Linked DNA regions of Homo sapiens: region 1 is linked to region 2. Evidence: read pairs that join two places in POLR2A ChIA-PET (ENCODE). Cell type or tissue: K562. All regions are shown on one strand. Each heading gives the region's core, and the rest is flanking DNA. Links, peaks and the distances in the headings are about the cores only.

Region 1 (4,384 bases), core at 70-4,069, 690 kb after region 2:
AAGAAAAGAGGCTGATTTATAGTATGAGAAAGGTCTTGGGGCTCCAGAGGACTCAAGGGTGGGCGTTAGTGAAGTGGGGGAGGTGAAAAGAGGGGAGAAGAGTGCCTTGGAGATGTGGTGAGACGGAACAAGCCATGAGCATGTTGGAAGGCAGCCAAAGATCCCAGGGGGAAGGCCCCTCTCAGGCTGGTGCATGCTGAGATCCCGAGTCAGGATAGAGGGTAAACACGCGGCTTTGCTCAGTGGCCAAATGGAAGACTGCCAAGAAAGTCAGTGAATGGCTCTGAAGGCAATTCTCCCCATCTCCCACTGCAATCAACAAGAGCTCACCAGGACCCAAAGGCACAGAGCTCCAGGGACTGGAACCGGAGAGGCTAGAAGTGACCCAGCCCTCACACACAGCTTTGCCTTGGAAGTTGAAGGGGGACTTTAGCTGGCCCATAAATATGGACCTTGTACAGACCACAGAAGCAAAAGAGGCAATGGATTAGTATCCAGAACACACAAAGACCTACAGCAGATCACTAAGAAAAATGCAGCCCAACAGGAAAGTGGGCACAAGACACAGACAGGTGACTCAAAGGAAAAACTGGAATGGTACAAACATGTGAAGAGCCTCAACCTCACTGGCAATCTAAATCTGAAGGAAGGGAGAGAAGGACAAAGACAGACAGATGATAGGTGGATGATAAAAATACTCTTTAAGGCCAGGTCCAGTGGCTCACGCTGTAATCCCAACATTCTGGGAGGCTGAGGCAGGTGGATCACTTGAGCTTAGGAGTTTGAGACAAGCCTGGGCAACAAGGTGAGACCCTGTCTCTACAAAAAATACCAAAAAAAAAAAAAAAATTAGCTGCGCATGGTGGCGTGCAGAGTAGCTGGGACCCCAGTTACTTGGGAGGCTGGGATGGGAGGATCACTTGAGCCCCAGAGGTCGCGGCTGCAGTGAGCCGTGATTGCACCACTGCACTCCAGCCTGGGTAACACAGCAAGACCCTGTCTCTCCCCCTCTTCCCCCGGCACCTCTCTCTCCATATACACATATATTTTTTCTCTTTAGAGGAATATAATAAATAGCAAAGTGCTGACAAGGACGTGGGAAACACGAACACTGACATGGTGCAGGTAGAAATGTACACTATGGTGACCAATTTGGCAGTATCTTATCAAATTGAAAATGTCCATGTACTACTTCTCAAATATTTCCTCTGGGAAAACTCCTGGAGAACTCTCAGACAGGTTAGCAAAGAGTTTATCAAGGATGCTCACTACGGCATTATATTTGTCAAGTAAAACCCGAAAGTAACTTAAATGCCCATCAGTCAGGGAAGGATAATCCAAATATTACATCTCCTTTGATGCAAGGTACTTAAAAGGAATGAACTAGATCCACAAGCAATTTGTAAAATTATACCCCCAAACAAAACCATCTATGCCAGCCTGGGCAACATGGAGAGACCCCGTCTCTACAAAAAAATTTTTAAAATTTAACAATTAGCCAGGCATGGTGGCATGCACTGACGGTCCCAGCTGCTCAGAAGGCTGAGCTGGGAGGATAACTTAAGCCTAAGAGGTCGAGGCTGCAGTGAGCCATGTTCATACCACTGTGCTCCAGCCTGGGTTACAAAGCAAGACTCTGTCTCAAAAAAAAAATTTTTTTTGCATATATGTTACACTGTATTATATGTATTATGTATGTATAGATATTTGTTAGCACAAAATATTAAAATGGACTAGAAAGCTTGGTTCTGGATAAGATGGCCTGAACACACCCTCCAGTCTCGCTTCCACTGAATGCAGCTATAAATTCCAAAGAGAATACATGAAGCAGCTATTTGAGGACTCTGAAAAGTAAACAGTAGCAGGCAGATAGGGGAAGAAGATCAAAATTTTAAGAACCACTAAACCAGCAGAGAGTTTACCACTTTTTCCTTTAGTGTCCCTGGCCTGGACTCGAGGGAGCTCCAAAACCCAAAAGTAGCCCTGAGCCACACAGAGAGCACCAGGAGAAGGTCTCTAGTGAGGCTCAAGGAGTGGGAAAGGGGTCTCCTGCCAGCAACCAAGCACGGTAGCAGTGGGGACATCCCCCAGGTAACTCAAACTCTGGGGGAAAGGAATTTTTTCCTTACACCTGAAAGCTCTAAGAGCTTCTCAACTCCTGCCGCAGGGCGGGATGAGGGCAGAGTTGCAGGCACTTGGACACAGCAGGGTATATGAAGCCCCAGCATTCCAGGTGGGGGACTGAAAAAGGCAGTCCCAGGTAACTAAAGTGTACCCAGAGAGTTAACAGCTCAGAAAAGTGACCCCAAAAAGTTGTTTATAAATTCCTGGCCTCATCCCAAGTTGTGCCTGTGTGGATCTGATCATAAACAGTATCTGAAAGACTCTGAACCTAAGATCCAGACCACCCAGGTCTCAGACTGGCCACTGGGCGGCACTCACGAGGGGCAGTTCCAATAGCACTGTAAAGACTCTGAAAACAGGACGACACACTGAAACCAAACAGAGAAAAGGCTGGCTGGAATCTGACCCAAAGGGGTTGACTGCCTGTGAAAATATAAACACCAGCATTTCCCAAGGATTTAAACAAGACCAGTGATCACGTAAATGTCCAGGATAAATCCAAAATTACTTGGCATATGAAGAAACAGGAAAATCTCAACTCTCATGGGAAAAAACAATCAAGAGACACCGAGGCCAGGATGACACAGGTGTTGGAAGCACCTGGCACAGACTTTACAGAAGCTCTTACTTTTTAAAAGTGCTAGGCCGGGCGCAGGGGCTCACGCCTGTAATCCCAGCACTTTGGGAGGCCAAGGCGGGTGGATCACGAGGTCAGGAGATTGAGACCATCCTGGCTAACACGGTGAAACCCCGTCTCTACTAAAAATACAAAAAATTAGCTGGGCGTGGTGGCGGGCGCCTGTAGTCCCAGCTACTTGGAAGGCTGAGGCAGGAGAATGGTGTGAACCCGGGAGGCGGAGCTTGCAGTGAGCCGAGATCACGCCACTGCACTCCAGCCCGGGTGACAGAGCAAGACTCCGTCTCAAAAAAAAAAAAAAAAAAAAAAGTGCTCCACAGCAGGGGATGGTGGCACATGCCTGTAGTCCCAGCTACTCAGGAGGCTGAGGTGGAAGGATTATTTGAACGCCTAGGAGTTTGAGGCCAGCCTAGGCAAGGTCTGTAGAGACTCGGTCTCTTTAAAAAAATAATTAAAAAATAAAGATGCTCTAAGAAGTCAAAGGCAACACTCAGAACGAACAGTGTGAGTGGCAGAATCCTACACTGCCCCTCTCCCCAAGATTTCCTGCCCTAATCTCTGGGACTATAAATTATCACACGCTGATTATGTCATTGCCTGGAAAAGAGGATTCTGTAGATGTAATTAAGGTTACTAACCAGCTGACTCAAGAGTTAATCAAAAGGAGTTTATCCAGGTATGCCTCATCTAAACACACAAATCTATAAGAAGCAGAGTTTTTGCCTTCTTGAAGTAAACTTTTTAACAAAAGAATAAAAGCAGAGAGAGTTTCATCTTGCTGGTAGCAGAAGAGGAAGTCTCAGAGACTGGAAACGTGGGAAGGATTCAATGAGCGACTGTGGCTTGAAGATGGGGTCCCTGTGAGAAGCAATGCAAGCTGCCTCAGCAGCTGACCCACAGCTGACCAGCCAGCTGGGAAACAGGGAACTCGCTCCTAGAAACCAAGACACTGGACTCTACCAGCCACTTCAAAGTGCCCAGAAGCAGATTCCTCCCCTAGATTCTCTGAAAAGATCCCACCCTGGAAAACACCTCACTTTTGACCTATGCAGAGAACCTCTCAAACCCACTCAGACTTCTGACTTGCCAAACTATGAAATAATAAATGGTGTTGTTTTAGCCACCAAGTTGGTGATAATTTGTTACATAAAAATAGAAAACAAATACAGATTTTAGTAGCTGGAAGACAGATACCTATTTAAATTCATTTTGACATACCCATGAAGTACCATGTGATAATACTGGGACTCACTGATTGCTCTAAGGTGAGAACATTCCTTCCTTAAATTTATTTTCTAAAATGCTATTTAAGAGACAGTGCACGCCCTTAACTTCTCCAGGAATTTATTTCTTCTAGTTTTTAAAACTACCACCAAAATTAACTGTGTTTACTTGAAGAGAGGCCCAATCAGCACAGTCTAATTAATATGTAAATAGAATTAACTTTTTAACATTATCCACCATACACTTTGAGTTTGGTACACTGTCCTGGCTTCAAGTCTCCCAGAAGCTGCAATATGGTGTCCAAGAGCACCCGGCTTGAATTAACCAAGAATTCACGACCACATGCTATAGCAGCAACATCTGCAACAGAAAATGAAACAAAACATCAAGATCATTATG
Region 2 (4,384 bases), core at 168-4,167:
TGGGGTCCTCTGCAGAGGGGGCACGGCCTGGGGGGCTTACCTGGGTTTGGGCATTGCCTGGACCGGTGGCCTTCATTGCCACACTTGAAACAGACGCCAGGTGCAGGTGGCTTGCTAGGAGGCTCCCGTGTGGAGCTGCGGCCCCGTGGGCCTGCAGGGCCTCCCGATGGCGGAGGCAAGCATTCGAAACTCTGCCTGTTTTTGCCTTTCACTTTCTTCATCACAATTATTAAAGGCTTTGAGGGCTAAATTGAGAAGGTCTCGTTGTGGGGTTTGAGGGCCATCGTCAAGCTTCTGAAGCTTGAGCTGGATATCAGGGATGGGTTGGGAGATGAACCGAAGGCTTAAGATAGTGGTTCCTTCTGGGCTGGCTGGGTCTAGGTTGGTATATTTTCTCATGGCTTCCATTAAACAAGAGAGGAAAAAGGGCTGGGTTTTCGTCAGGACCTTGGGTGATTTCTAAAAGTTTTTCATAGTTTACCGCTTTATGGGCACACTTTTTGAGTCCTGCAAGGAGACACACAATCATGTGGTCTCGATGGCAGCATCCAAAGGCCCCATCTTGATAATCCCAGTGGGGGTCCTGGCTGGGGACTGCCTCTGTGCCAGCAGGCTGGGCGGCAGCTTGGTGATGAATTGTATCAGCATGTGCCTGAGCTAGGGTCCAGATACGGTCCCAGTCTTCTGGGGTGAGCGTGGAAGAGAGGATAACGTAGAGGTCATGCCAAGTTAGTTCATAAGACTGGGTGAGGTACTGAAACTCTCTAATATAAGAGGCAGGGTATTCTGGAAATAAACCGAGTCTTTTGTGAATTCAAGAGCGATCAGTGAGGGAGAAGGGAACATGAACTCTAATAAGATCTTCAGTTCCTGCTACTTCCCGAAGGGGGCATTCTAGCACAGACGCTGAAGTAAGGGTGGGGCATGGGCCAAAAGCAATGCCTGAATGAGTATAGGCGGGAAAGAAAGAAAAGCCGGAAGTGGTTCCTGCTGAGGGTTTGAAGGGGGAAGGAGGGTTGAGTTAATAGGCAGCAGAGGATAGATAGGAGCGGAAGGTGGCGGGGTGGGTTTACAGGCCTCAGGAGAGAGCGGTGGGGGAGGAGAATGGGTACAGGCAGTGCAAGAATTGTCCTGAGGAGAGGATGGTGTAGGAAAAGAAGTGGATACTCTTGGAGGCAGTGCTGGCTGGGAAGACAAAGAGGAGGCTTAGGGGGTTAAAGAAGACGGTTGAGAGGAAGAGGCAGGGGCTGGAAGGGGTGGACAGCAGTTGGCTGGATCCAACAAGGAAAAAGAGTTAGGGTCGGGAGGAGAACGGCGATCAGGGCGGCGAGAATGGAGGGGGAGGATTTGAACAGGTGAGCAAGAGCAGAGGCCAGGTTGTAATCTGAGTGTGAACAAGGCCTGGATATAAGGAATTTCTCCCCATTTTTCCAGCCGTCAGCAATAATTGCTTAAGTCAGTTAAAATTGTAAAGTCGTATGTTCCATTTGTGGCCCATTTGGACCCACTGTCCAATTTGTACTGTGGCCAGACTGAATTGCAAAAAAAGAACAAGGTGCTTAGAGGGATATCTCGCCTGAGGTCTAAGGTTTGCAGGTTTTTCATGAGGCAGCCTAGAGGGCTGTCCTTTGGAATGGAAGACTGGGAATTTTCCATAATGGAGGGTAGGCTCAGGAGAACGGGAAAAGCAGACCGTCCTGGACAGCCGGAGGGAGACGATAAAAGGAGCGTTTGTCACCGCTGCCTTTTTCATTCCCAGAATGGGATCAACTGGCTTAGAGTCCCCCTAAGACCAGATGATCAGCGAGTGCCTGGCACACACCTTAGCATTTTTTTTTTTTTTTGAGACAGAGTCTTGCTCTGTTACCCAGGCTAGAGTGCAGTGGCGCGATCTCTGCTCACTGCAACCTCCACCTCCCGGGTTCAAGCGATCCTCCTGCCTCAGCCTCCCGAGTAGCTGGGATTACAGGGGCCTGCCACTGTGCCCAGCTAATTTTTGTATTTTTAGTAGAGACGGAGTTTCACCATGTTGACCAGGCTGGTCTCGAACTCCTGATCTCGTGAATCCAACGGCCTTGGCCTCCCAAAGTGCTGGGATTACGGGCGTGAACCACCACGCCCGGCCATGCCATAGCCTTCTTGGACCCATGTTGGATTTTGGGGCTGGAGAAACCAAGAGAGGCCGTGCGGATTTTTCCCTGTTAACCGGGCTCCCAGGAAACTTACCAGTAGGCGAGATCAGTGACCGATGTGCATGCACAGAGAGGCGACTAGAGGCTGAGGAGCTTCCTTTGTCCGGCTGCTGTGGCCTGCTTTCCCAGATGGAGGGGTGGTAGGTCCACTGGGGACGTGGACGGAAGCCCCTCGCAGGTTTCAGGGCCAGCCCCAAGGCTCTTGCATTGGTTGGAACCCGGAGAGCGCGCCAACAGACAACACGAGGCGGTGTGGAGCAACACACTGTTTTAATAAGCACCTGGATGCAGACAGACTGAGGCCTAGAATGGCATCAGCCCCAAGTGAGGAGGGGGCAGGGCTTTTATAGTTCTCTGTAAACAGGAATTGTCCCAGCCTGACGTGACTGCTATGTAGTACGCGGACGGCCTCCCCCTTGATCTTCAGAGAGTATGTGTCTTCCAGCCAGCTCTTTTCCTGCCTCTGCTATCTTGCTGCTGGTGCAAGTTTGAGCGTTGGGACTGGGCCTGAGGAGGAGGAGTTACTCATTCCCTCAAGCTTTCAGGCCCCTGGGAGAATCTTTCAATCAGGACTTCCTGAGGCGGTGTCACAGGTCCCTGCCCAACCTTGGCAAAATAAACTTTCTAAATTAACAAGAGACCTGTCTCAGCCGGGCACGGTGGCTCACACCTGTAATCCCAGCACTTTGGGAGGCCCAGGCGGGCAGATCACGAGGTCAGGAGATCGAGACCGTCCTGGCTAACACGGTGAAACCCCGTCTCTACTAAAAATACAAAAAATTAGCCGGGCATGGTTGCAGGCGCCTGTAGTCCCAGCTACTTGGGAGGCTGAGCCAGGAGAATGGCCTGAACCCGGGAGGCAGAGCTTGCAGTGAGCGGAGATCGCGCCACCGCACTCCAGCCTGGACGACAGAGCGAGCCTCCATCTCAAAAAAAAAAACCTGTCTCAGATTTTCCACATCCGCACCCAAAATGGCATCAAACTCCTGGCCTCAAGTAACCCATCTGCCTCGGCCTCCCAAAGCGCTGGGATTACAGGCGTGAGCCATTGTGCCTGGCCTCAAGTGGGATTTTTTTTTTTAATTCTGAGACAGAGTCTAACTCTATTGCCCAGGCTGGACTGCAGTGGTGCCATCTTGGCTCAGTGCAACCTCCATCTCCCGGGTTCAAGCGATTGTCCTGCCTCAGCCTCCTGAGTACCTGGGATTACATGTGCACGCCATCACGCCCAGCTAATTTTTTTTTTTTTTTTTTTTTTTTTTTTTTTGGTAGAGATGGGGTTTAGCCATGTTGGCCAGGCTGGTCTCAAACTCCTGACCTCAAATGACCTCAAATGACCTCAAATGATCTGGCCTGCCTTGGCCTCCCAAAGAGCTGAAATTATAGGCATGAGCCATCCGCACCTGCCCACAAGTGGGTTTTTTGTTTTTTGTTTCTTGGTTTTTTTTTTTTTTTTTTTTTTTGAGACGGAGTCTCGCTCTGTCGCCCAGGCTGGAGTGCAGTGGCGCGATCTCGGCTCACTGCAAGCTCCGCCTCCCGGGTTCCCGCCATTCTCCTGCCTCAGCCTCCCGAGTAGCTGGGACTACAGGCACCCGCCACCACGCCCGGCTAATTTTTTTGTATTTTTAGTAGAGACGGGGTTTCACTGTGTTAGCCAGGAGGGTCTCAATTTCCTGACCTCGTGATCCGCCCGCCTCTCCTGCCGAAGTGCTGGGATTACAGGCGTGAGTCACCGCGCCCGGCCAACAAGTGGATTTTTAAAGGAAAAAAGAGGCAGTTGCTAAATTCCTCGCCAACAATTTACATTAAAATACATAAGCGATTTATTGGCTTGTTCTTTGTATCACAAATTCCACAAATTTAGAAACGTGATTGTAATGAGTGAAGCAGGTATTCAGGGACTACATGGCTAAACAATTGCGCTGGGCATGGGTGGAGGGCACGAGTGAAGTCCCGAGCTCAGGTCTCTCTGTGCAAGCCTAGCAGAGCACAGAACGCTCTGGGCTATCTTTTCACCTAGGGAATACTGTGGGCGGGACAAATCTGGGGTTATAGACAAGCTGGGGACGGCTGTGCCTCGCTGGGGGACTGACACAGGCAGCCAGTGTGTGAGCCCAAAGCTTCCAAGACACCTCTCAGCCAATGTGGAAAGTTTATTTTGCCGAGTTTACAGACGCGCCTGTGACAGCCTC

Evidence for each region. ChIA-PET counts read pairs that join two places held together with the same protein. Peaks named below come from ENCODE experiments on the same cell type or tissue, not always from the same donor. Only the 100,000 strongest peaks of a DNase experiment are listed, where the experiment ranks them.
Region 1: POLR2A ChIA-PET joins it to region 2 with 5 read pairs; 1 of 35 experiments calls an interaction of 5 or more read pairs at or near these places.

What each region holds. Positions count from the first base shown.
Region 1 is chr21:43,609,603-43,613,986 of GRCh38, forward strand. It overlaps HSF2BP (heat shock transcription factor 2 binding protein), which reads right to left. Exons shown (of 9, transcript NM_007031.2): 7 at 4,228-4,345. MIR6070 (microRNA 6070) reads right to left here and starts at 387; the gene lies at 285-387. In K562, for the core only: a CTCF peak has its summit at 2,437 (motif pointing right); a DNase peak (open chromatin) is centred at 2,419; H3K27me3 peaks cover 450 bases.
Region 2 is chr21:42,923,120-42,927,503 of GRCh38, forward strand. ERVH48-1 (endogenous retrovirus group 48 member 1, envelope) reads right to left here and starts at 2,511. Exons shown (of 2, transcript NM_001308491.2): 1 at 2,227-2,511. RefSeq lists enhancers at 2,646-3,167, 3,168-3,689. In K562, for the core only: a CTCF peak has its summit at 894; DNase peaks (open chromatin) are centred at 982 and 2,642.